Linked DNA regions of Homo sapiens: region 1 is linked to region 2. Evidence: read pairs that join two places in POLR2A ChIA-PET (ENCODE). Cell type or tissue: Panc1. All regions are shown on one strand. Links, peaks and the distances in the headings refer to the core of each region. The heading gives the core; the rest is flanking DNA. Region 1 overlaps SBF2 (SET binding factor 2). Region 2 has its middle 10 kb from the start of WEE1.

Evidence for each region. ChIA-PET counts read pairs that join two places held together with the same protein. Peaks named below come from ENCODE experiments on the same cell type or tissue, not always from the same donor. Only the 100,000 strongest peaks of a DNase experiment are listed, where the experiment ranks them.
Region 1: POLR2A ChIA-PET joins it to region 2 with 11 read pairs; 2 of 35 experiments call an interaction of 5 or more read pairs at or near these places.

What each region holds. Positions count from the first base shown.
Region 1 is chr11:9,781,496-9,793,942 of GRCh38, forward strand. It overlaps SBF2 (SET binding factor 2), which reads right to left. Exons shown (of 40, transcript NM_030962.4): 34 at 9,061-9,188; 35 at 7,614-7,847; 36 at 6,139-6,243; 37 at 3,630-3,823; 38 at 2,856-2,943; 39 at 12-143. All of the region lies in intron 1 of SBF2-AS1 (SBF2 antisense RNA 1), which reads left to right. LOC105369149 (a long non-coding RNA gene) reads left to right here. Exons shown (of 3, transcript NR_188521.1): 2 at 1,545-1,614; 3 at 9,374-9,749. Among named protein-coding and RNA genes, the nearest start is that of LINC02709, 28 kb to the left of the region's middle. In Panc1, for the core only: no CTCF peak of the experiment used is centred there; no DNase peak of the experiment used is centred there; H3K27ac peaks cover 7,107 bases.
Region 2 is chr11:9,557,224-9,569,670 of GRCh38, forward strand. No RefSeq gene overlaps it. Among named protein-coding and RNA genes, the nearest start is that of WEE1, 10 kb to the right of the region's middle. RefSeq lists enhancers at 6,131-6,630, 8,780-8,889 and a silencer at 11,774-11,843. In Panc1, for the core only: no CTCF peak of the experiment used is centred there; a DNase peak (open chromatin) is centred at 8,988; H3K4me3 peaks cover 814 bases; H3K27ac peaks cover 2,407 bases.

The sequences.
Region 1 (12,447 bases), core at 591-8,590, 220 kb after region 2:
GATCAACTTACATCAAAGAAAGCCTTGTCACTTGTGTGCTTTGGGGCTCCCATGCTGGGGCCAGCAGGGATGACCATTTCTACTTCAGCCAGATCAATGTGGCCTTTACAGCTTGTGTCCTCACCTGAGTCATAGTAGCGCAGCTGGAACCAAAAGGATACAAGTGAGATATAAGAGACAGAAAGAGAAAATGCCATGGCTTTTCAAACTGCATTTGAATACCTTCCTCTGTACCTTGGTTATATATGCTGAACTATGCCTCGAAGAATACACAAAAAATTAATTAATAATACTTGTTGCTTCTAGGAAGAACTAGGTGGCTTGGAGAAAGCATTGGGGGAAAGACTTATGTACTGTTTGAAAATCAAACAAATAAATGTATTACATCTTAAAAAATAGAATCAAGGCTGGGCATGGTGGTTTATGCCTGTAATCCCAGTCCTTTTTGGGAGGTGAAGGTGGACGGATCACTTAAGCCCAGGAGTTCGAGACCAGCCTGGGCAACATGGTGAAACCCCGTCTCTACAAAAACATACAAAAATCAGCCAATCGTGGTGGTGCATGCCCGTAGTTGCAGCTACCCAGGAGGCTGAGGTGGGAGGATTGCTTGAGCCTGTGAGGTCGAGCTGCAGTGAGCTGAGATCCTGCCACTGCACTCCAGCCTGAGTAAGACCCTGTCTCAAAAAATAAAAAAAAAAAAAAGAAGTCAAGTAACAACTGTAAAAAGTATATGTAACATATAAAAAGAGGGCTAATGTTTAGTAATATACAGAATTCCCAGAAATTGATAAGAAAAAGATAAAGTAGAAAAATGCTCAAAATATCTCAACAGGCGAGTCACAGAGAAATACAAATGATCTATAAACATCTGAAAAGATGATCAACCTCATTAATCAAAGAAAAATAAATGACAATAAATGAGATTTCACTTTTGGATTGAGAAATATTAAAAATGGCTGATGATATCCAATAAGGTACTAGATCATCTCAAATACTGCCAGTGTGAATATAATTTGTTAGAAATTTTTTGGAGAACAATTTGGCAATATCAACTAAAATTTAGAATGTTTATGCCTATTGAAACATCTTTCCAGGCCGGGCACGGTTGCTCATGCCTGTAATCCTAACACTTTGGGAGGCTGAGGCGGGTGGATCACTTGAGGTCAGGAGTTTGAGACCAGCCTGACCAATATGGTGAAACCCCGTCTCTACTAAAAATACAAAAATTAGCTGGGCATGGTGGCAGGCGCCTGTAATCCCAGCTACTCGGGAGGCTGAGCCAGAGAATGGCGAGAACCCAGGAGGTGGAGCTTGCAGTGAGCCGAGATTGCACCACTGCACTCCAGCCTGGGTGACAAAGCGAGACTCTGTCTCAAAAGAAAAAAAAAAAAAAAGAAAAAAGGAAAAAAGTCAAAGAGACTGCTAGGGAATAAGCCTTATTGGGCCATAATCTGTGGATTTCACTCTCTAGTATACATGGCAAGAAAGTGGTGCTTCTGATACCGTGGCTCTGACCTGAGACTTTTCTCTGTCTCTCCTCTCAGGCATGGTATGAGCAGGGCTAAGTGGAAAAAACTGTATCTATCTTTCATGTTAAAGAAGTCCAGAAGACTGGTAAGAATGCAAGTGTAATTTGATGTAAATTATAGAAAAATTATGACATTCTCCTATGTTATATTTAGAAGCTTAATGGAACTTTTTTACACAGTGTAGGCTCTATGATTTCAGAGTATAGCTCCCTAACAGGGCTTCCATTTGTATATTTGAACATAAATTATCTATCTATATTGTCCCACAAAGACTCTGTAATCGTTATGAAACTCCTTGAGCAGAGGAAAAGCTGGACTCCAAATACAGTCTTCATTTGGAAGGAGTCTTTTAGATGCAGGTCCAACCAAAGCACTGTACAGGAGTAACAGTTCAGGTTTTTCCTAACAGATTCCATTTTATAGATAAATGCATTGAGAATCAAAATGTGTAAGCCTCAGCCTCAAGGCTGAGTGGTCAGTCCCAAGGTGGAGTTAAGGCCTGCAGTCAGAACACAGGAGACCATGCAGCTCTCAGTAATGCAGGGTGCAGAGTTGCTGGAGGTTTGGGTAGGAACTGCTCTCCCTTGAAATCACTGGAGTAAAGACTATGATGCTAAGGATTGCAGAGGCTGCTACAGGAATAGCTAAGAACCTAACAGTAGTCAAAAGATTTCTTGACATAGTCAGCAAGGACCAGTCTAGTACTTGCCCACGGTGAATTCCAAGTTTGGGTGGGCACATCCCCTTCTGCCGCTTTTGGGGCCCCTTTACTCCCCTGTTGCTGCCATCTTTGAAGGGTAACAGTGCCTCCTTTAGTAACCAGTACAGCAGTGGGCACAGAGGTGGTGTTCGATAAATGTTTGTAGAATAAATTAATGCCCTCTGTTTTGAATGGATGCTTTCTGCTGCGAGGACGAAGGTAACTTGTATTCTGGGGAGTGTTCACAGGCATAGGCTTATATGTGCATGTGGTATGTATGCAACTGGCTGAAAACCTCAGGAATCCCCTCACCTGGGTGTTAAGATCAGGCAGCAAGAGATATTTGAGCATTAAAAAAAGAGTTCTATTGCTCTATGCTCTGGGCTCAATTGTTGCTGCCTCTGCCTGCATGTACCAGGCCGAGCTACTTGGGAAACTCCCTCAGAAGGCTATTGCCCTTACTCAGGGACATCTGGGGCCCTTGAGGAGCCTCCAGACTACATATGAGAGGCACTAAAAAAGCAGTCTGTACATGAGGAATCTATCTGTCTGCTAGAGCCACATAATAGCCAGGGACTGGGACTAGCCTAGACAGAAGTAATTTCTTTTGGCTTTAAGAGTATTACCTGATGTTTTGTTACATCCAAAACAAACCAACGGGGCTTCCAACCTTTCAGCAAAGCCCCTCTTTTATAAAGTGTTCCCTCAAAGGACCTAGAAGAAATGATGACAGGAGAGTTAATTTTGATTTACACTTACAAAATGCTGTAAAGGGGAGGGGATATCTGTTGTTTTTGTCAAGTCTCTATTTCCCCTAGATGATTCAAAAATGGCCTATAAGAGTTCTCCCTGGATTTTTTCTGCTAGACCTCTGGGGAAAGACTGCTGCTTTCTGCTGGGATTACCACATCTGTGAGGCTTGGAATGATCAGTAGCCATCCTTTGTGCCATGTTGGGACTGACATAACACAGAGAGAGGGCAAAGCAGAGCCAGGAAGTGGATAGAAGATACTGTGTGAGAAGCTAGCATACCCTTGGCTGTCCTAGCTTATGTGAGTAAATTCCTTTTTGCTTCAGCTAGCATAAGCTGGATTTCTGATGTGTGCCACTGACAAAGTGCTGGCTGACACATGTTCCCTCAAACGTTCTGGCAGACAGGAGATAAGAGCCATCAGGACTCAACTACAAATAACTACAACCTCTTCGAATTATTTTTAGTTGTAATTTTTGTTTTTTGTCTTTTCAAAGAAACATCTAAAACATTACAAAAATTAAAGCAAATCCATTTCAAGTTTATAAAAGGCTGTACTGCACAGGCCTAGCTTATTGAGGGACCTGTGGTTTAGCCTCAGGTGCTGTGGGGAAGTCTTCAGCACAGCGAGCAGGGTTCAGCATGTCACCTGTTTTCATCATTCTTGGATGTATACTGGCTATAGAGCGTGGCTGCTCTTCGCTCCACTCCATTGGATGGGGAGATGCTGGAATTCTGTTCCTCCCCCATGCTGCTGTCTGGGAGATGTAGCAGAGACCTCTTCTGATAGGAAGGTAGGTTGGTAGACACAATTCCTGGGGATCTCGACAGGTGTCTTTGGGACTGAAAAAGACAGGACAGGAGCTAGGAAACCTTTACAGACACTTAAACTACTGACTGGAAAATTTCATTTACAAATATTTATCTCAAGGAAAAAACTGGACTAATAAGCAACAATAATGTACAAAGGTATCAATCTCAGAGTTAGTTATCGTGGTAAAAAACTGGAAACAACCTACACGTCCATTATTAGGGACATTAAACAAATTATGGCATTTCCATACAGTGGAATTCTAGACAGCCATTAAAAAATGATGCTGCTATGACCAGGCGTGGTGGCTCATGCATGTAATCCTAGCACTTTGGGAGGCCGAGGTGAGTGGATCACTTGAGTCCAGGAGTTCGAGACCAGCCTGGGCAACATGGCGAAGCCCCATTTCTACAAAAAATATTTTAAAAATGAGCCAGGTATGGTGGTGTGTGCCTGTAGTCCCAGCTACTTGGGATGATCACCAGAACCCTGGAGGTTGAGGCTGCAGTGAGCCATGATCACGCCACTGCACTCCAGCCTAGGTGACAGAGTGAGACACTATCTCAAAAAAAATAAAGATGTTGATGGTTTTTTTTTTGAGACAGGGTCTCACTCTATCGCCCAGGCTGGAGTACAGTGGCATGATCTCGGCTTACTGCAACCTCTGCCTGCTGGGTTCAAGTGATTCTCCTGACTCAGCCTCCCAAGTAGCTGGGATTACAGGCACACACTACCATGCCTGGCTAATTTTTTGTATTTTTAGTAGAGACAGAGTTTCACCATGCTGGCTATGCTGGTCTCGAACTCCTGACTTCATGCCTGCCTCGGCCTCCCAAAGTGCTGGGATTACAGGCATGAGCCACTGCGCCTGGCAGACACTGGTTTATACACAGTGACAGTTGGAAGGACACGTATGCCAACGTGGAGTGAAAAAGCAGGTTTAAAATAGTATGTCTAGAAAATCTCTTTTATATGTGAATTTATAAGGGTAAAACAAGTTTGATAGCATAGTGGTTTACTTCTAGGTTATAAATTATGGGTGATTCTCATCTTTTATAACTTTCTGTGTGTTCTTTCAAAAAAATGAACATTATTACTTTCATTATTAGAAAAAATCAATAAACTATTATTTTTCTAACAAAAAAGCATTAAGGCATCACCCACCTGTTGTCTGTCTGATAACAGCTCCTGAATTGCTATTTGAGGGTAAGAGATAGAGCCCCAGATGTTCTTTTTTTACCACAAAGGTTTTCTTCTACCCTCCATTCTTCTTGACCTTTCTGTAACATCTGACCTGCTGGCCTCTTCTTCCTGAACTGTTCTTCAGAACACTCATCTGTCCTAATTTCCCTTCTGTTGCATTTGGAGCCAGTCTGATGTGGGTTCGATTGGTGGCTCTACCAGTTGCCACTGTATGCTCTCTGTGCCTGTTCCTTGTGTAGGAGAGGGAACGCCATTCCCTCACAGTGGATTAAATAGGATACGAAGGTGTGTACTGTACTAAGCACAGACCCTTCCACATATTATGTGCTTGATAAATGTTTCTTAAATCAGAAATAGGAAATGGGGTATGAGAAGCAGAAAACAGAGTATTTGGTTTTAAAATATATATATACATTTTTTTGAGACGGAGTCTTGTTCTGTCACGAGGCTGGAGTGTGGTGGCACGATCTCGGCTCACTCACTGCAACCTCCGCCTCCTGAGTTCAAGAGATTCTCCTGCCTCAGCCTCCTGAGTAGCTGGGATTACAGGCATGCGCCACCACACCCAGCTAATTTTTGTATTTTTAGTAGAGACGGGGTTTCACCATGTTGGCCAGGATGGTCTCGATCTCTTGACCTCGTGATCCGCCCACCTCGGCCTCCCAAAGTGCTGGGATTATAGGCGTGAGCCACCGCACCCGGCCGTTAAAATATTTTTATGATAAATGTTTCTTAAGTCAGAAACAGAAAAGGGACTGTGAACAACACAGGGTAGCATATTTTGTTGTTTTAAAATACTTTCTGTGGAGCAAACGTGGTCTTGGCATTCCCCTCCTGCCTTATGTGGTAGAAGATCAGCTGAAACCACACGGGCACTGAGATAGAAAAGAACCCAATACTTTTCCTTGGATTCGGGGTGCTGAGACATAAGTATTATGTCACTGTGGTGAAGTGAGACACTCAGGAAGTATTCAGTCATTTGGAACTTTCTGCCCTGGACCTCCAGGACATGACCCCTCCCCTTTCCACCCTTCCTTCTGGCCATAAACCCAGCTGGGTCTTGTCACCTGTGGCAGCAGGCTCCACCTGACTTAGCACCCTCAGAAAGCTCAGAAGTGGCTCTCAAGGGGCATTGCCAACTCACGCGATCTGTTCTTGGTTCTTCTTTAAGGTCCACGGTTACCCTTTCCCACAGCTGCTGCCACTTCTCAGGGGCTTGGTTCAATTTGTGCTCCAATTTTTCAATTTCCTGCAAAGAAATTAAAAGTTTTCTGATCAGTATTTCATAGAAATCAGGATGGGCCCCAAAGCCACACTGCTTCTGTACTAGGCCCAGATGAGCAGCATGGCCAGAGGGCAGTTGAGGAAAGTGGTGGACATGGGCCTGTGAGGTCTCCCAGCCAGGAATAGTGGTGAGAGCTCTAGTTGGTGTGCCGTACTGTGGCAAAGATGGTTTATTAGGACCTATAACTAGGCCTTTTTGTACAGGATAGCTTACATACTAGGATGTGAAATATGTATCTCAGACATCTGCACCCTTGGGCAGCCCATGGGAAATCTGATAGCCAAAGCAAGAGGTCAAGCACTGGCCCGTGGCCCAGCCCTAATAGCTGAGGTAGATGAGAAGCCAGTCCTTGACAGGAGGAACCCCTCAACTCTGATGATTCAAACCAGATGTGGAAAGAATGAACCAAGAAATGCCCAAGGAAACAGATATACCTTCTGACAGGGAAGCTGGAAATCAGGGCAGCTGCCTCTGTGACTGTATGACCACTGAAGCATACTCTTCCTGGTCAGGAAGCCAGATGGGGAAGACTCTTTAGGAACTGTCTGGCCCATATCAGGGCTCAAAGCTATTCCTCAGGCTGGCTACTGCCAGGAGGGGTTGGTTCCGGAACATTCCTTGCAGAAGATGGTTGACAGCACTCCCATCAGGCCACTGACTACCCACACTTCTGACCAGAGGAAGTAAAGCACCCACAGAAGCCACAGCCAAGACCTGACTAAGGCTGCTCGGGCAACTAAAACAGCTGGGAAGCTGCTGGAAGGAGTAAATTGCTCTATTTGCTTGATTGCTTTCTTGTAACGCTGGAAAATCACTTTTTTTTTTTTTTTTTTTTACTGAGACGGAGTCTTGCTCTGTCACCCAGGCTGGAGTGCAGTGGCGTGATCTCTGCTCCCTGCAAGCTCCGCCTCGCAGGTTCATGCCATTCTCCTGCCTCAGCCTCCCGAGTAGCTGGGACTACAGGCGCCCGCCACCACGCCCGGCTAATTTTTTTTTTTTTTTTGTATTTCTTAGTAGAGATGGGGTTTTACTGTGTTAACCAGGATGGTCTCGATCTCCTGACCTTGTGATCTGCCCGCCTCAGCCTCCCAAACTGCTGGGATTACAGGCGTGAGCCACCGCGCCAGGCTGGAAAATCACTTTTATTGAGACTCTTTTCCAGTAGTGAAGCCTGGTCCCCCACTGATGATGGGGAGCAAATCTGGTTTCTTCATAACCATAACCCTAGCTCAGAGTAAGGAGAGCCATGTTCAGAAGTTACTTAGCCTGGTTCCTTTGCCCTCATGCCTCCAGGGCCCCTGGTGCCCCTAGGTGTGTGTCTACAGTTGACTTACACTGAAAAGGCTGGTGAGAGCATCAGGCTGAGTACAGCTGACATCATCATAGCATGGCCACACTGTTCTCCTCTGGCTCCGTGGCCCAGCTTCTCCAGCCAGGTCAGAGTCTTCGGAGGGGAAGTGCTTGGGGGTTAGCATCATCCAGTCATAGGAAGGGCCTGTGGACAGGGTCTCTTCTATGTAGTAATCCCACTTCTTGAGGCTAGAGACGTTTACATTGGGCTTTAGAGCCTGTTAAAGAAAACAGAAATATAGTTTCATCTTGACCCCAAAGTACCCCAAGCTCACTGTCAGGCAAACCCCTAACATTTATAGAGTCCAGGGGAGGAAGAGTATGAATGGAGTTCAAATACCATATTTCTAAATATTTAAAAATCATACATCAAGATAAATTATTAAATAAAACATTCTCCAATCCTCCCTCCTACATTGAGAAATGTAACTTCCTAATGACGTAGAAGGTCAAGTTCAATAGAGAATTCTTGGATTCCTCAGAATTTTATACTAACAAGTGGTAGCACTGGAGGAGCTGGCCCCAGCCCCCTGTCCTTGGCCTCTCTTCTCCACCCACCCCTATCTTACATTCTAAGGGTCTTAACATGAATCATTATGTATACCCCAGCCCACAAAGTCAAACTCTGTCCACTCTGTCAAACCTGCTACTTTTTGCCATTCTTTGGGCCTTGGGGTCCATGCACTGACTTAGGAGACTGACTTGGAGAAGTAGCCTGGTGAGCAGCCTGAATTTGGGCAAAGAATTCTGAAGTACCCAGACAGAGTATGGTTTAGATGAAGGAGGGGCATCTAAGCATGTACCTTTGGTTTCTTGTACTGCTCACCTCCATGAGGAGGATGCAGCTGGAGGAAGGCCAGACTAGGGTTCTATGATTGGGGCCCAGGGGAGGGGCCTCTCTTGGCCCTAAGTAATGGTGGAACTGCTTATCAGACCAGTCTGTTGCATTCCAGGGCGTGTGTTATGTAGATGTGCATGGTGGGGCAGTTGCCCCGAGATATGTTATCCTTCTTGGGCTTGGCTCCGAATATCTCTGCTTCCTACAGGGGTCCTTCCATGGCTTTGGTACAGATGAACTTAAAGAAACCTTTTCTAAAGTATTTTAAGGTTTTTCAGCTTAGACCACCTGTTGATATTTCAAATTTTGTTAGTTCTTTCTTTCTGGGGAAAGGTGCCTTGCTTTGATTCTCTGCAAGTTTTCCCTTCTAGGTTTTGAGAGCCAGCTCCTAATTTTTGTGGCAAGAATTTAGGGAACAGTCTCCATTTGTGTCACAACCCAAACCTATAGTGTCTCAAACTTTGAAATAGCTTTTTGGTATGAAACCTAGTCCAATGTTTATAAAAAGCTTAAACTGCTTATATATGTTAAAACTAAGGAAAACCTTAACACAAAATTTCAGAAAGTGAAACATAAATGATTTCTTACTCTACCTCTATTTCCAATGGTGAATATAAATAATTAAAGAAAATGGGACTCCTCTTGTGCATTCTGTCAATACATTCCCAAATACAGACTCCTTTTTTGGCATGCTTTTCTCCTTTATCATCAAATAAAGTTCCTGTAGATTAAAAAAATCCAACAAAACAAAATTAAATAAATTCACACTTTGCCAAAAAACGTATGATGCATGCAGCAGATAAAAAAGTGGAATATTTTTTATGGCTTTAAAAACAGCAACATTTGTGTGAAAACCTTAGAAAATAACTGCAAAGCTAAAGACCGGAATGAATTTCATCGCTACAGGGAAACAGATCCAGATGGAGGAAACATCTGATAAAGTTTGCCTAAGCAGCCAGCAGTCTATCAATCATGACTCTTCCAACCCTCATCCTGCATCTATATCTAGATTCAAAGAAGTCCATGCAGGAGGCAGTCTACACTTTTCAAGAGAAAATGGAAGGACTTCAGAGTTGATTTGATGAAGCTCAGTAAAAAACATAATTTTATGTTTCTCTTTTAAGTTGTTGGCTGTTTGTTTATTATGAAGCCATTTAAAGAGTTTTCTTGTTTAGCAGTGTATATATACTGCAGATCATGGTTACTGAGACTCTAGATGACAGAAGCGTGTAGTCTGTGTCCTTGGGTGACTTAAAAATAAAAGCAGAACTTTTATACCTTTTTCAAATAGTCAATCTATTACTAACATGAGCCCACTTTGTTTTTAATAGGGAGGAAAATGTGTTGGGGTGAGGCAAAAAGTAGTTCTTTAAAAGGCCATGAAGGGTGTCTCAGCAGTGGTGTCTTGCTTGGAATGAAGTGACATAGTCAAAATCAACATGCATTTTACCAGTTTATCAAAAAAAAAAAAAAAAAAAGACTCAAGCCCAAGATGGCATGAAATTCTATAATATGTGGGGCCCCTAAGACTAATTAACAGTTTCTTCTCTACCTTTTAACTGCAGGGTCCAGTGCAGTAGTTCTCAACCTTGGACATGGATTTAAAAAACCAAGGGCTTTAAAAAAATCCCAGTGTCCAGGTCTCACCTCAGACCAATTAAATCAGAATCTCTGGGGATGGCCCGAGATATTAGTTATTTTAAAAGTTCAAGTAACTCCAATGTCCAAAGTTGCAAATGCTCTAGGGGTTGCAGTAAGATTTTGAAAGCCACCTTGTATATTGCTCCATTTGGCGCCTTGAGGCATGGATTAGACTGAAAGGCTGTGTGGTAGTCAGCCCAAGTTGAAATAGGCTCTAGGCACCTTTGTAGACAGAAAGAGAATGAGCTGAAACCAGAAGAGGAGATGCAATACATGGCCCTCTGTTCCTTAGGGCTGTTGTAACATCTTGTAATTGGAACCAAGTCCAATGGACTTTTCTTACAGTATCCATATGGCTGGCTTAGGGCAACATGTACACATATAAGGAACATCTTAAAAACAGTCCAAATCAGACAGCTAGTGCCAAATCCTATCAAATTATAACCCTATAATCCAGTATGTAATAATCAACATATTAAGCTTTTAGGACACAGGAGAATTCATTGTGTTTAAGTTTTTCTGATAAAATCTTAAAAATTATGACTCAGCGTGGTGCGGTGGCTCACATCTGTAATCCCAGCACTTTGGGAGGCTGACGTGGGCGGATCACTTGAGGTCAGGAGTTTGAGACCAGCCTGCCAACATGGTGAAACCCCATCTCTACTAAAGATACAAAAATCAGCTGGGTGTGGTGGCGGGCACCTGTAATCCCAGCTACTCGGGAGGCTGAGGCAGGAGAATCACTTGAACCCAGGAGGTGGAGGTTGCAGTGAGCTGAGATCGTGCCACTGCACTCCAGCCTGGCGACAGTGTGAGACTCCATCTCAAAAAAAAAAAAAAATTATGACTGATGAATTCTACCAGCAGTGGTTGAGATTACTTACTCTCCACTTCGTCATTTTGGCAGATAGAGGGTAGTTACCACAGGTGTTCCTAAACAAGGTTTCACTGTAGGCCTGATAACGAGTGCATCTACCAGAACACAAGAAGGAACAGACTTCAAGTAGGCAACCTAGTCTGGACTAGGGACACGAAACTAGGCTTCCTTGATGTTGATTAGGTGGGTGGCCTAACATCCAGAGAGGAGGCTGGGTAGATGATTTCTACTGAGGCTTCGGCAATGACATTCTAGGATTCGAAATGCATGTTTATGTGTTGTTGTTTTTGAGACAGGGTCTCAACCCTGTCACCCAGGCTGGAGTGCAGTGGTGTGATCTCGGCTCACTGCAGCCTTGACCTCCTGGGCTCAAGTGATCCTCCCACCGCAGCCTCCTGAACAGCTGCAACTACAGGAGTGCGCCACCACACCCAGCTAATTTGTGTGTGTGTGTGTGTGTTTTTTTTTTTTTTTTTTGTAGAGATGGGGTTTTGTCATGTTGCCCAGGCTGGTCTTGAACTCCTGGGGCTCAAGCAAGCCGCCCACCTCAGCCTCTCAAAGTGCTAGGATTATAGGTGTGAGCCGTTGCACCCAGCCTGTGTTTATGAGTTTTAAGAGGAAACATGTTTCATAGGATGGAAATGCTTATATTTTCAAATAATCATGATAATCTTTCAATATATACCAAACATATCTTTTTATCCGCATCATTGTATTTAATCTTTTCAACAGCCCTGTGTGATAGGCAGGGCTGTTTAGTTTTTCAGATGAGAAAACTGAGACTCAGAGATGAAGTAATTTACCCAAAGTTACTGACATTTTCTGATCCTTGATCTACGGCTCTACCCGTGGGACCAGTGGTGGGTCTCAGACTTGGCAGCATAATGGGCTCACCTGGGGAGTTTTTATTTTTTATTCTTTATTTTTGAGACAGGGTCTCACTCTGTCACCCAGGCTGGAGTGCACTGGTGCGATCTCAGCTCACTGCAACCTCTGCCTCATGGGGTCAAGAAGTTCTCGTGCTTCAGCCTCCCAAATAGCTGGGATTACAGGCACATGCCACCACGCCTGGCTAATGTTTGTATTTTTAGTAGAGATGGGGTTTCGCCGTGTTGGCCAGACTGGTCTCGAATTCCTGGCCTCAAGCAATTCACCCACCTTGGCCTCCTCAAAGTGCTGGGATTACAGGCGTGAACCACCGTGCCTGGCCTTACCTGGGGAGTTTTAAAAGCTGTTGATGCCTGGGCCTTACCATCACAGATTCTGATTTAAGTGGTTGGGGATGTTGCCTGGACCTTGGAAGTTTTAAAAGCTCCCCAGGTGATTCTAATGTTCAGTCAAGTCTGAGAACCACTGCACTAGACCTTGTTGCTTCTCTAATGAAGAGAACCATCATCTGCTATAGGAGAAGCCTTGGTCTTTGGCCACATCTGCATGCTGCTAAGGTAATTTGCTGATCAGC
Region 2 (12,447 bases), core at 1,624-9,623:
AAATTGGGCTATGAAGTTTTGCCTCATCTGCCATACTCACCTGACCTCTCACCAACTGACTACCACTTCTACAAGCATCTCAACAACTTTTTGTACGGAAAACGCTTCCACAACCAGCAGGATGCAGAAAATGATTTCCAAGAGTTTGTTGAATCCTGAAGCATGGATTTTTACACCATAGGAATAAAGATTTCTCACTGGCAAAAATGTGTTGATTGTAATGTTTCCTGTTTTGATTAATAAAGATGTGTTTGAGCCTAGTTATAATGATTTAAAATTTACAGTCTGAAACCGCAATTACTTTTGCAGCAACCTAATAGTATTTGGTTGAGGATTTTTGCATCAATGTTCATCAGGGATATTGGCCTGTTGTTTTCTTTCTTTTTTCTTTTCTTTCTTTCTTTTTTTTTTTTTTTTTTGATGTGTCTTTGTCTGGTTTTGCTATCAGGGTAATAATGGCCTCATGGAATGAGTTTGAAAGTATTCCCTCCTCCTCAATTTTTTTGAATAGTTTGAGTAGGATTGGTATTAGTTATTTAAATGTTTGGTAAAATTCATCAGTGAAACTATTGAGCCCCAGGCTATTCTTTGCCAGCAGACTTTTTATTTTGGCTTTGAAATTGTTACTTACTATTGGTCTGTTAAAGTTTTGAATTTCTTCATGGTTCAACTCAGTAGGTTTCATGTATCTAGAAATTTATCTATTTTTTTCTAGGTTTTCCAATTTGTTGGCATATACTTACTCATAGTAGTACCTAAGATCCTTTGAATTTCTTGGTATCAGTTGTAACGTCTCCCTTTTCAAAACCTCTCATTTTATTTATTTCGGTCTTCTCTCTTTTTTTCTTAGTCTGGCTAAAGGTTTGTCATTTTGTTTATCTTTTCTTTCTTTCTTTTTTTTTTTGAGACGGAGTCTCGCTCTGTCACCCAGGCTGGAGTGCAGTGGCACGATCTTGGCTCACTGCAAGCCCCGCCTCCCAGGTTCACGCCATTCTCCTGCCTCAGCCTCCCGAGTAGCTGGGACTACAGGCGCCCACCACCAGGCCCAGCTAATTTTTTGTATTTTTTAGTAGAGACGGGGTTTCACCGTGGTTTCGATCTCCTGACCTTGTGATCCCCCCCACCTCAGCCTCCCAAAGTGCTGGGATTACAGGTGTGAGCCATCACGCCCGGCCTTATTTGTCTTTTCAAAAAATGATTTTTTTGTTTTCATCCTTTGTATTATTTGTTTCAATTTCATTTATTTCTGCTCTGGTCTTTATTATTTCTTTTCTTCTACTGACTTTGGGTTTGGTTTGTGCTTGCTTTTCTAGTTCTTTAAGAGACACCATTAGGTTGTTTACCTGAAGTTTGTATGTTTGTTCATTTGTTTGTTTGAGACAGAGTCTCACTCAGTCACCCAGGCCGGAGCGCAGTGGCCAATCTTGGCTCACTGCAACCTCCGCCTCCCAGGTCCAAGCAATTCGCATGCCTCAGCCGCCCAAGTAGCTGGGACTATAGACATGTGCCACCGTGCCTGGCTAATTTTTTTGGTATTTTTAGTAGAGATGGGGTTTTGCCATGTTGCCCAGGCTGGTCTCAAACTCCTGAGCTCAAACAATCTGCTCAGCTTGGCCTCCCAAAGTGCTGGAGTTACAGGCATGAGCGACTACACCCAGACTTTTTATCTTTTTTGATGTAGGCACTTATAGCCATAAACTTCCCTCTTAGTACTGCTTTCACTGTATCCCACAGGTTTTGATATGTTGTGTTTCCATTATTGTTTCAAGAAATTTTTAAATTTTCTTATTAATTTCTTAGTTCACCCACTGGTTATTCAGGAGCATATTGTTTAATTTTCATGTGTTTGTATAGTTTCTAAAATTCCTCGTTATTGATTTCTAGTTTTATTTCATTGTGGTCAGAGAAGATCCTTGATATTATTTTTTTTTTTTATGCTTTAAGACTTGTTTTGTGGCCTCACATATGATCTGTCCTTGGGAATGATCCATGTGCTGAGGAGAAGAATGTCTATTCTGTGACCATTGTGTGAAATGTCCTATAAATATCTATTAGGTCCATTTGATCCATAGTGCAGATTAAGTCTGATGTTTCTTTGTTGATTTTCTGTCTGGATGATCTGTCCAATGCTGAAAGTGGGGTGTTGAAATCTTGTGCTATTATTGTAGTGGAGTCTGTCTCTCTCTTTATCTCTAATAATATTTGCTTTATATATCTGGGTGCTTCAGTGTTGGGTGCATATATATTTACAATTGTTATATTCTCTTGCTGAATTGACCCCTTTATCATTATGTAATGACCTTCTTTGTCTCTTTTTATAGTTTTTGTCTTTTTTTCTTGAGACGGAGTCTCACTCTGTCACCCAGGTTGGAGTGCAGTGGTGCAATCTCAGCTCACTGCAACCTCCACCTCCTGGGTTCAAGCAGTTTTCCTGCCTCAGCCTCCTGAGTAGCTGGGATTACAGGTGTGTGCCACCATGCCAGGCTAATTTTTGTATTTTTAGTAGAGATGGGGTTTCACTATGTTGGCCAGGCTGGTCTCGAACTCCTGACCTCAGGTGATCTGCCCGCCTCGGCCTCCCAAAGTGCTGGGATTACAGGTGTGAGCCACCACACCCAGCCTTGATTTTGTCTTGAAATCTGTTTTGTCTGTTATAAGCACAGCTACTTCTGCTCTTTTTTTAGTTTCCATCTGCATAAAGCATCTTTTTCCATCCCTTTATTTTCAGTTTATGTGTGTCTTTATAGGTGAAGTGTGTTTCTTGTAGGCAACAGATCATTGAGTCTTTTTTAAAAAAAATCCATTCAGCCACTCTGCATCTTTTGATTAGAGAGCTTAGTCCATTTACATTCAATGTTATTATTGATAAGTAAGGACTTACTCCTGCCATTTTGTTATTTGTCTTCTGGTTGTTTTTGGTCTTCTCTTCCTTCTTTCCTTCCTTCCTGTCTTCCTTTTAGTGAAGGTGATTTTCTCTGGTGGTATGTTTTAATTTCTTGTTTTTTATTTTTTGTGTATCCATTGTATATTTTTAGATTTGAGGTTACCATGAGGCTTGCAAATAATATCTTATAACCCATTATTTTAAACTGATGACAATGTAACACTAATTGTGTAAACTAACTAATAAACAAAAAGGAAACTAATAAAAACTAATACAAACTTTAACTTTGTCTCCCCACATTTTAATTTTTTGTTGTTTCTATCTTATTGTACTATGTCTTGAAAAGTTGTTGTAATTATTATTATTATTATTATTATTATTATTATTATTATTTTGAGATGGAGTCTTGCTCTGTTGCCCAGGCTGAAGTGCAGTGGCACGATCTCAGCTCGCTGCAAACTCTGCCTCCTGGGTTCAAGTGATTCTCCTGCCTCAGGCTCCCGAGTAGCTGGGATTATAGGCATGTGCCACCATGCCCAGCTAATTTTTGTATTTTTAGTAGAGATGGGGTTTCACCGTGTTAACCAGGTTAGTCTCCATCTCCTGACCTCGTGATCCGCCCACCTCGGACTCCCAAAGTGCTAGGATTACAAGTGTGAGCCACTGCACCCAGCCTGTAATTATTATTTTTGATTGGTTCGTCTTTTTGTTTTTCTACTTAAAATATGAGTAGTTTACATACCACAATGACAGTGTTAGAATAGTCTGTGTTTTTCTGTGTAGTACTTATTATTACCAGTAAGTTTTGTACCTTCAGATGATTTTTTTTTTTTTAATTTTTTTTGACAAGGTCTCACTTTGTCACCCAGGCTACAGTCCAGTTGCTTGATTATAGCTCACTGTAGCCTCCCAGGCTCAAGCGATCCTCCTGCCTCAGCCTCCCAAAGTGCTGGGATCACAGGCATGAGCCTCTATGCCCAGCCAATTAAAACAATTTTTTTTTTTGTAGAGGTGGAGTCTCACTGCATTGCCCAGGCTGACCTCAAACTCTTGGGTTCAAGCAATTCTCCCACCTTGGCCCAGATGATTTCTTGTTGCTCATTAACATCATTTTCTTTCAGATTGAAGAACTCTTTTTAGCATTTCTTGTAGGATAGATCTTGTGTTGATGAAATCCTTCAGCTTTTGCTTGTCCAGGAAAGTCTTTACTTCTCCTTCACGTTTGAAGGATATTTTCATCAGATATAGTAATACTATTCTAGGGTAAAAGTTTTTTTTTCCTTCAGCATTTTAAATATTGTCATGCCACTCTCTCCTGACCTGTAAGGTTTCCATCGAGAAGTCTGCTGCCAGACCTATTGGAGCTCCATTGTATGTTATTTGTTTCTTTTCTCTTGCTGGTTTTAGAATCCTTTCTTTATCCTTGACCTTTGGGAGTCTGAATATTAAATGCCTTGAAGTAGTCTTCTTTGGGTTAAACCTGCTTGGTGTTCCATAACCTTCTTATCCTTGAATATTGATATCTTTCTCTAGGTTTGGAAAGTTATCTATTATTATTCCTTTGAATGAACCCCACCTCTCTCTCTACCTCCTCTTTAAAGCCAATAACTCTTAGAATTTGCCCTTTTGAGGCTGTTTTCTAGATCTTGTAGGCATGCTTCATTCTTTTTTTTCTTTTTTCTTTTGTCTCCTCTGACTTTGTATTTTCAAACAGCCCAAGTTCACTAACTCTTCTGCTTGACCAATTCTGCTATTAAAAGACTCTGATGAGTTCTTCAGTATGTCAATTGCATTTTTCAACTCTAGGATTTCTGCTTAATTCTTTTTAATTATTTCTATTTCTTTGTTAAATTTATCTAATGGATTCTGAATTCCTTCTCTGTGTTATCTTGAATTTCTTTGAGTTTCTTCAAGACAGCTATTTTGAATTCTGTGTCTGAAAGGTCAAATTTCTCTCTCTCTCTCTGGGATTAATCCCTGGTGTCTATTTCCCTGGATGGTCTTGATGCTTGCGGATGTTTATCAGTGTCTGGGCATTGAAGAGCTAGGTATTTATTGCATCCTTCACAATCTGGGCTTGTTTGTACCTGTCCTTTTTGGAAGGCTTTCCAGGTATTTGAAGAGACTTCAGTGTTGTGATTTAAGCTTTTGGTCATTAGTGGGCCATTGGTGGGTAACCCACAATGTAACCCAGTAACGCCATGGTTCTTGCAGGCTCATAGAGGTACCACCTTGGTTACCTTGGATAAGGCCTGGAAGAAGTCTCTGGAGTATCAGGCAGAGACTCTTATTCTTTTCTCATACAATATATTCCTTCTTTTCTTTTCTTTTTTTTCTTCCTTCCTTCCTTCTTTCCTTCCTTCCTTCTCTCTCTCTCTCTCTTTCTTTCTATCTTTCTTTCTTTCTCAGGGTCTCATTCTGTCACCCAGGGTGGAGTGCAGTGGTGCAATCTTGGCTCACTGCCACCTCCACCTCCTGGGGTCAAGCAATTCTCATGCCTCAGGCACCTGAGTAGCTGGAATTATAGGCATGTGCCACCATGCCTAGCTAATTTTTGTATTTTTAGTAGAGACAGGTTTTTGCTATGTTGCCCAGGCTGGTCTTGAACTCCTGGCCTTAAGTGATCCACCTGCCTCAGCCTCCCAAAATGCTGAGATTACAGGAATGAGCCACTGCACCTGGCCCCATACTTTCTCCCAAACAAAGAGCATCTCTCTCTCTCTCTGTGCTGAGCTGCCTGGAGATGGGGGAGAGGTTAAACAAGCACCCCTGTGGCCACCACCCCTGCTCCTGTGCTGAGTCAGATCTGAAGCCAGCACAGCACTGGCTGTGAATGTGATGGGTCACACCTGAAGCTGGCACATCTCAGTCTCACTGAAGGCTCACAGCATGTACTACTTGGTTACCACTGCTGCTTATATAGGGTTCTTTAATTAGCAGGTGATAAATCTTGCCAGGACTGGGTCCTTCCCTTCAAGGCAGCAGGTTCCCTTCTGGCCCAGGTTGTGTCTAGAAATGTCATCTAGGACTAGGTTCTAGAATGGGGGCCTCACAACTCTACCCGGCGCCCTTTCCTAATGTGGCTGAGCTGGTATCCAAGTTGCAAGACAAAGTTTTCTTTACTCTTCTCTCTCCTCAAGTGGAAGGAAGGGGTCTCTTTTGGATTTGCAAACTGCACTGCCTGAACTTGAAGGAGGGGTGGCACAAGTACTCCCTTGACTGCCCCAGCTAGTGTCTCACTAGGCTGTGTGGCTCCCAAGTCCACTGGCTCTGGGCCCAACACAGGACTAAGCCTTGCCTAGGAGTTGCAGTCCTTGTGGCCTAGATAGCCTTCCAAGTTTATTTAGGACCCTAGAGGACATTAGCCTGTGGTGGCAAGGCTTGCCAAAACTCAAGTCCTGACCACTGGGATGAGTGATTCCCCTCTGGGTAAGGCTGGTCCAATGCTGCCCTTATGGGCACCGGTTGAGTTCTGCCCAGTGTTGGCAGCACTGTGTTCCAATGCAAAATCCCACAATAGCTGCACTTGCCCTCCCTGAAGCACACAGATTCTCTCTCTGTGCCATGCAGCAGCTGCTGGGGAGTGGGGGAAGGGTCTGTCAAGGCTGTACAATTCAAGACTGTATTTCCTACCCTCTTCAGTGGCTCTTTCAGTGATAGGAAGTTAAAACCAGGCACTATGATCGCTCACCTGATTTTTGGTTCTTATGATGGTGCTTTTTTGTGTAGAAAATCATTCAGTTTGGTGTTCCTGCAGGGATGACGATTGATGGAGGCTTCCATTCAGCCATCTTGCTTCCAACCATCCAATTTTCAATTTTTGTTTTGTTTTTAGACAGTCTAGCTCTTTCGCCCAGGCTGGAGTGCAGTGGCATGATCTTGGCTCACTTCAACCTCTACCTCCCGGATTCAAGCGATTCTTGTGCCTCAGCCTCTCGACTAGCTAGCTGGAATTACAGGCGTGCACCACCACACCCAGCTAATTTTTGTATTTTTGTTACAGACAGGGTTTCACCATGTTAGCCAGGCTGGTCTGGAACTCCTGACCTCAAGTGATCCACCTGCCTTGGCCTCCCAAAGTGCTGGCATTACAGATGTGAGCCACCGTGCCCAGCCCAATTTTCAATTTTTTGTATTTCTTCAGATGTTTTCCCTGTGATAAATATGTTTGCTTTAGGTTAATTTTCTCGTTTGTTTGTTTTTAATTGAATCATTATACAGTTCTCCATTATATGTTTTTGTTTGTTTTTTGAGACACAGTCTTGCTCTGTCACCCAAGCTGGAGTGCAGTGGTAAAATCTCAGCTCATTGCAACCTCCGCCTCCAGGGTTCAGGTGATTCTCTCACCTCAGCCCCCCAAGTAGCTGGGATTACAGGCATGCACCACCACACCTGGCTAATTTTTGTATTTTTAGTACGGTCTGGGTTTCACCGTGTTGATCAGGCTGGTCTAGAACTCCTGACCTAAAGTGATCCACCTGCCTTGGCCTCCCAAAGTGCTGGGATTACAGGTGTGAGCCACTGTACCTGGCCCTTTTCTCCATTATCTTATAGACATCTTTTCATTTTGTACATATAGTTCCAGCTCATTATTTTGCAAGCTATAGTTTTTTAGCATTTAACGGAAATTTGGGTGGTTTCCAATATGGAGTATAATAAACAATGCCAATATTTGGTTTTGTAAACTTTCCCCCAGATCTCTCTGTGGCTGATTTTCTCACTCCATTCAGGTTCCTGCTCAAATGCCACTTCCTCAGAAAAGCATTCCTTGATTTCACTATTTTAAACTAGCACTTTCCTCCAACCCTCTACCACTTCTTCATCCCTTACTTTACTTTCTGATATCAATCTTTGTAATTTTTCCTCTTGATTTTAGAGTTTAAAATACATTTGGATTTTATGATGAAACAAAAAAATAAGGTACAAGTCTGACTCCCCCTGGATCCCATTGTCCACATTCACACCATCAAGTTGTGTGCCGGCATACCTGGAAGGATGACTCTAGACATCACACTGCTCAACTAGCCTGGCCTCCCAGCTGGGTCCAGTGTGACCCTGCCTTCATCAAATCTCCCTGTTTCACCCTTCACCTTATGCCCTTCTTACTGGGGTAGGAAGAACCAGGCTTTAAGTCAGCAGCAATAAAGTCTCAGAAGGCTGGGCATGGTGGCTTACACCTGTAATCCCCACATTTTGAGAGGCTGAGGTGGGAGGATCCCTTGGAGTTTGAGACTGGTCTGGGCAACATAGTGAGGCCACGTCTCTACAAAAAAAAATTGTTTTTAAATTAGCCAGGTATGGTGGCATGTGCCTGTAGTCCCAGCTACTCAGGAGGCTGAGGTGGGAAGATTGCTTGGTCCCAGGAGGTTGAGGCTGCAGTGAGCCATGATTGTGCCACTGCACTCCAGCCTGGGTGATGAAGACCCTGTCTCAAAAAAATAATACTAAAATAAAAAATATTGATAGGTCATTGGATGGGTAAATGTAAAATTTTTTTTAAATTTTAAAATTAAAAATAAAGTTTCAGAAATATAGTCTCAGTAATACTAGTTCTATGATTGTATGATGAAGGCATTTTTTAACCTGTGTTTCATTTTCATCTGTGAAATGTGAATAAAAATAACTCTCTTACAGAGTTCCCGTAAAGATTAAATAAGTATGTAAAGCATCTGGGTCAGTGCCTATCATATAGTTGGCACCAAAATATTCTCCCCTCTCCCAGCTCCTGCAAAGGCACCCCAGCTCTTTGCAGCACTTAGGGCCTTTCTCATATTCTGACCTGTATTAAGCAAATGTGCAGCTGGTAGGATAAGATGCTTGAACGTAGTAGACACTCAATAGAGGACTGCCAAGCAGAGTTGATTTCTGTAGTTAGAAACTAGTTCATCCTTACCAGTAATTTTTTTTTTCTTGTATACACTCCCAATCGGCTTATCGGCTTATCATGTCACACACAACTGGTTACTCTCTACCCAACTAGATACTGGATGAGGTCATCTCTCAATCCTGTCTGAGCTGAACAAGGCCTTTTATGGAACTTTAAAGTTGACTCACCACTGAGTCATCAAAACACAGCAATACCTAAACACGCTCCTGTTGCTAACAAAAGACCAGCATGGGATGTCTGTCTTACCTCCTTTCCCTCCCCTAATGAGACACGGCCCCTTGACTCACTGGAGAAGAGTCATCACGTCTTTTGTGCTGCAGTAATCTGAACGAAGCCAGTTTAAATAATCACAATGTGGCCAGCAAACAACTGGCAGTCCCTGTGGTCATTCAGGTCATTTCCTGTGTATGTCACTAACCCAAAAGGAGAGGCAATTAATCAATCACCTGAATATTTAATAAGTGCCTGCATTCTGTTGGGCACTCACAGTTCCCTCTGTTTATGACATTTCTGTGAAGTGAACTTTTCAGTTATTGAAACTCATTAAAAATATAGAGAACAGTGTTGCGGGAAGTCAGGGACCCCAAACGGAGGGACCACATTAGAACAGCAACCTTTGTGCCTCTGTAAAGGAAATAAAAAAAGGAATATTGGAGAAAATGGGACTATTCAGTTCCATTCCAATAGAAAAGAATTATAAAATAGCAAATAGGAAGGGGTTATTTGCTAATGTTTTGGCTAAATGCTTCAGAGAGCTATAATTTTAAAATATCTTGGTTGAGAACTACTCTCTTATCTAGGAATGAAATGGTCAGTGGTATTTTCTCTTGGGAAAAGTCTTGCGTTAGTACCACTGCCTGACCTATTGCAGTGGACTATGAAGTGTTTCAAGATTAGGGGGCCTGTGTAAGGCTGAGAACTGCTGAGATAACTAGGAGTAGGCCTAAGGGCTCCTTTCATAAATAAGGCTGGTTACAGCTGTTTCATACATGAACAGATACAACCTTTAAGTACCCTAGCATGGTCTTTCCTAGCTGGAGACCCCAAGGAAAACCTGAATGAAAATCTTAGATCTTCAGACATTTTATATAGAATCCATACAATTGATATACCCATATCCAAAGGATATAATGATCTACCCTTGATCTATCTTAAATAAATATCAGAACGATGCATGGAAATTGCATGTTAGTAGTCCTTAAAGATTAATTTGGCACGACAAGAAATGTTTATTTTATTAAAATAAATACAAGCTCTTAACTGGTTGTTTTTCCTGGGTTATGCTTCTCAAGTTCTTATTACATAGATACTGTGTTCTGATTTGATCTTCCTAGCTGGTTGTGCATAAACTTGAGCCCATCCATATTAAGTAAATTAATTTTGGGGACATCAGGAGTCACATATTGCAATTACTGACTATAAAGCCATTAACAACTATGAATTTTTCTCAAACAACATTGCTATAATTGAAAGCATACTTATAACTTTTTTTTTTTTCCCCAGACAGGGTGTTGCTCTGTTGCCTAGGCTGGAATGCAGTGATGTGCTCACGGCTCACTGCAGCCTCTACCTCCCAGGCCCAAGCAATCCTCCCACCTCAGCCTCCAGAGCAGCTGGGACCACAGGCGCACCATGCCCGGCTAATTTTTTAAATTTTTTGTAGAGAGGGAGTCTCCCTATGTTGCCCAGGCTGGTCTCAAACTCCTGCGCCCAAGGAATCCTCCTACCTCGGCCTCCCAAAGTGCTGAGATTACAGGCATGAGCCACCATGCCAAGCCAGAAAGCACACTTATATTTATTGAACACTATTCACAAGAGATAATGCTAGTCTCACATTTAATAAACTGAACAATTGGCCAGGCGCGGAGGCTCACGCCTGTAATCCCAGCACTTTGGGAGGCCGAGGCGGGCGGATCACGAGGTCAGGAGATTGAGACCATCCTGGCTAACACGGTGAAACCCTGTCTCTACTAAAAATACAAAAAATTAGCCAGGGATGGTGGCGGGCCCCTGTAGTCCCAGCTACTCGGGAGGCTGAGGCAGGAGAATGGCGTGAACCTGGGAGGCGGAGCTTGCAGTGAGCTGAGCTCGTGCCACTGCACTCCAGCCTGGGCGACAGAGCGAGACTCCGTCTCAAAACAAAAACAAAAACAAAAACACTGAACAATTAGAGAAGAATTGAGTTTGACGGTACTGTACTCTCAGGGTATGCTGATGAACATGCGGTGAAATGGTCAAATAATCACATCCATCAGAGGTTATTAAGGCACGTGATGAAGTAGAGAAATCTAATTTATAGCTGGGAAGTCAAACAGGAGCAATCTAGGAGCTACCACGTTCTAGCCTGAGATTTGTATTCCTGAGGCCAATAGGCAGCTGGTAACAGAGCTGGGTTGAAATAAATTGAGACTTGCTGTGAGAACAAGCATAAGGAGAAAGGTAAAGATAACAAGGAAGGTGAAGAAAGTTGAACTCTTTAAGCGTATTATTTGTCTTTTAAGTGAAAAACTGACATTTGACTAATGTGTCTTTTTTTTAAAGTTAGAAATCTATCAGAGTAGGGTCCTTAGAGAAACTGATTATTTCTCCAGAATAAAGAGCATATTAATAGAAAAGATTCAGCTTTCGCTAACGGCTGACTAGTCTTAACGAAACATTCCTAAAGGCTTTGCATCACTGAGAAAAGTTAGTTCCTAGTTCTGAAGGATTTCATTCAAAGTGCAAGGCTCATGTTAATAGGAATATGCATGCATATTCATGTGCTATATGTATTAAAAATACTTGAGAAGGTGATTTAGAAATCTCAGTTTTAAATCTTCATGGGAAGAATCTTGCTTGTTTTGTTGCCAAGGAAGGTGAATGGGTTGAAAATAGTTTTAAAGCCCTTTACGTGCGAAGTCATGAATCTAAAGAGGATAAACAGGTTAGGTTTGTTATCCCAGAAGCTAGAGGCAAGATTTTTACTCAGTTCTTTCAACATTACCACAAGCATGTGGATTCTGCAAAAGTTGCCTAGCAACATTAGTTAGAAACAACATTGGGTGGAGAAAGGAACTGGAAATTTGAATTAGATACGGCCTGGGGCAGGCGGGTGTAACCCATCTCTCCAGTACAGTGTGTGCTTTACTCAGAGGAGCGTGAAATTTTAAAAATCAGAACAGTCACTTAAAATTTCAGTTAGGATGTTGCTACAGTTAAACCATAATATTGTGCCATGTTCTCAGCTTGAAGAGGCAGGGCCTGGGTTTCTCACTTTTGTTTTGTTTTGTTATTTTGGCACTTTTGTTTTAAAGATCACTGGATTTTCATTAAATTATTCTAGAAACATTTATTAAGCACTTTCTCAGGGGCCAAGGCACAGTGCTGGTTGCTGGAGCTCTGAAGACAAACACAGTTTGGACCCTGCCCTGGGCAGTGTGAAAACCAGACAAGTAAACAAAGTAAGAGTGTTACATAGTCCGTGCTGGGTGCGGTGGAAAGTCTGGAGTAGGGAATGGAGAGTCAGGAAAGGCTTCACAGAGGAAATGGCTCTAGCACTGAGTCTTGGTTTCAACTTAAAAAAAAAATTCCTTCAGCCAGGTGCAGTGGCTCACACCTGTAATCCCAACCCTGTGAGAGGCTGAGGTAGGCAGATCACTTGAGCTCAGGAGTTCAAGACCAGCCTGGGCAACATGGT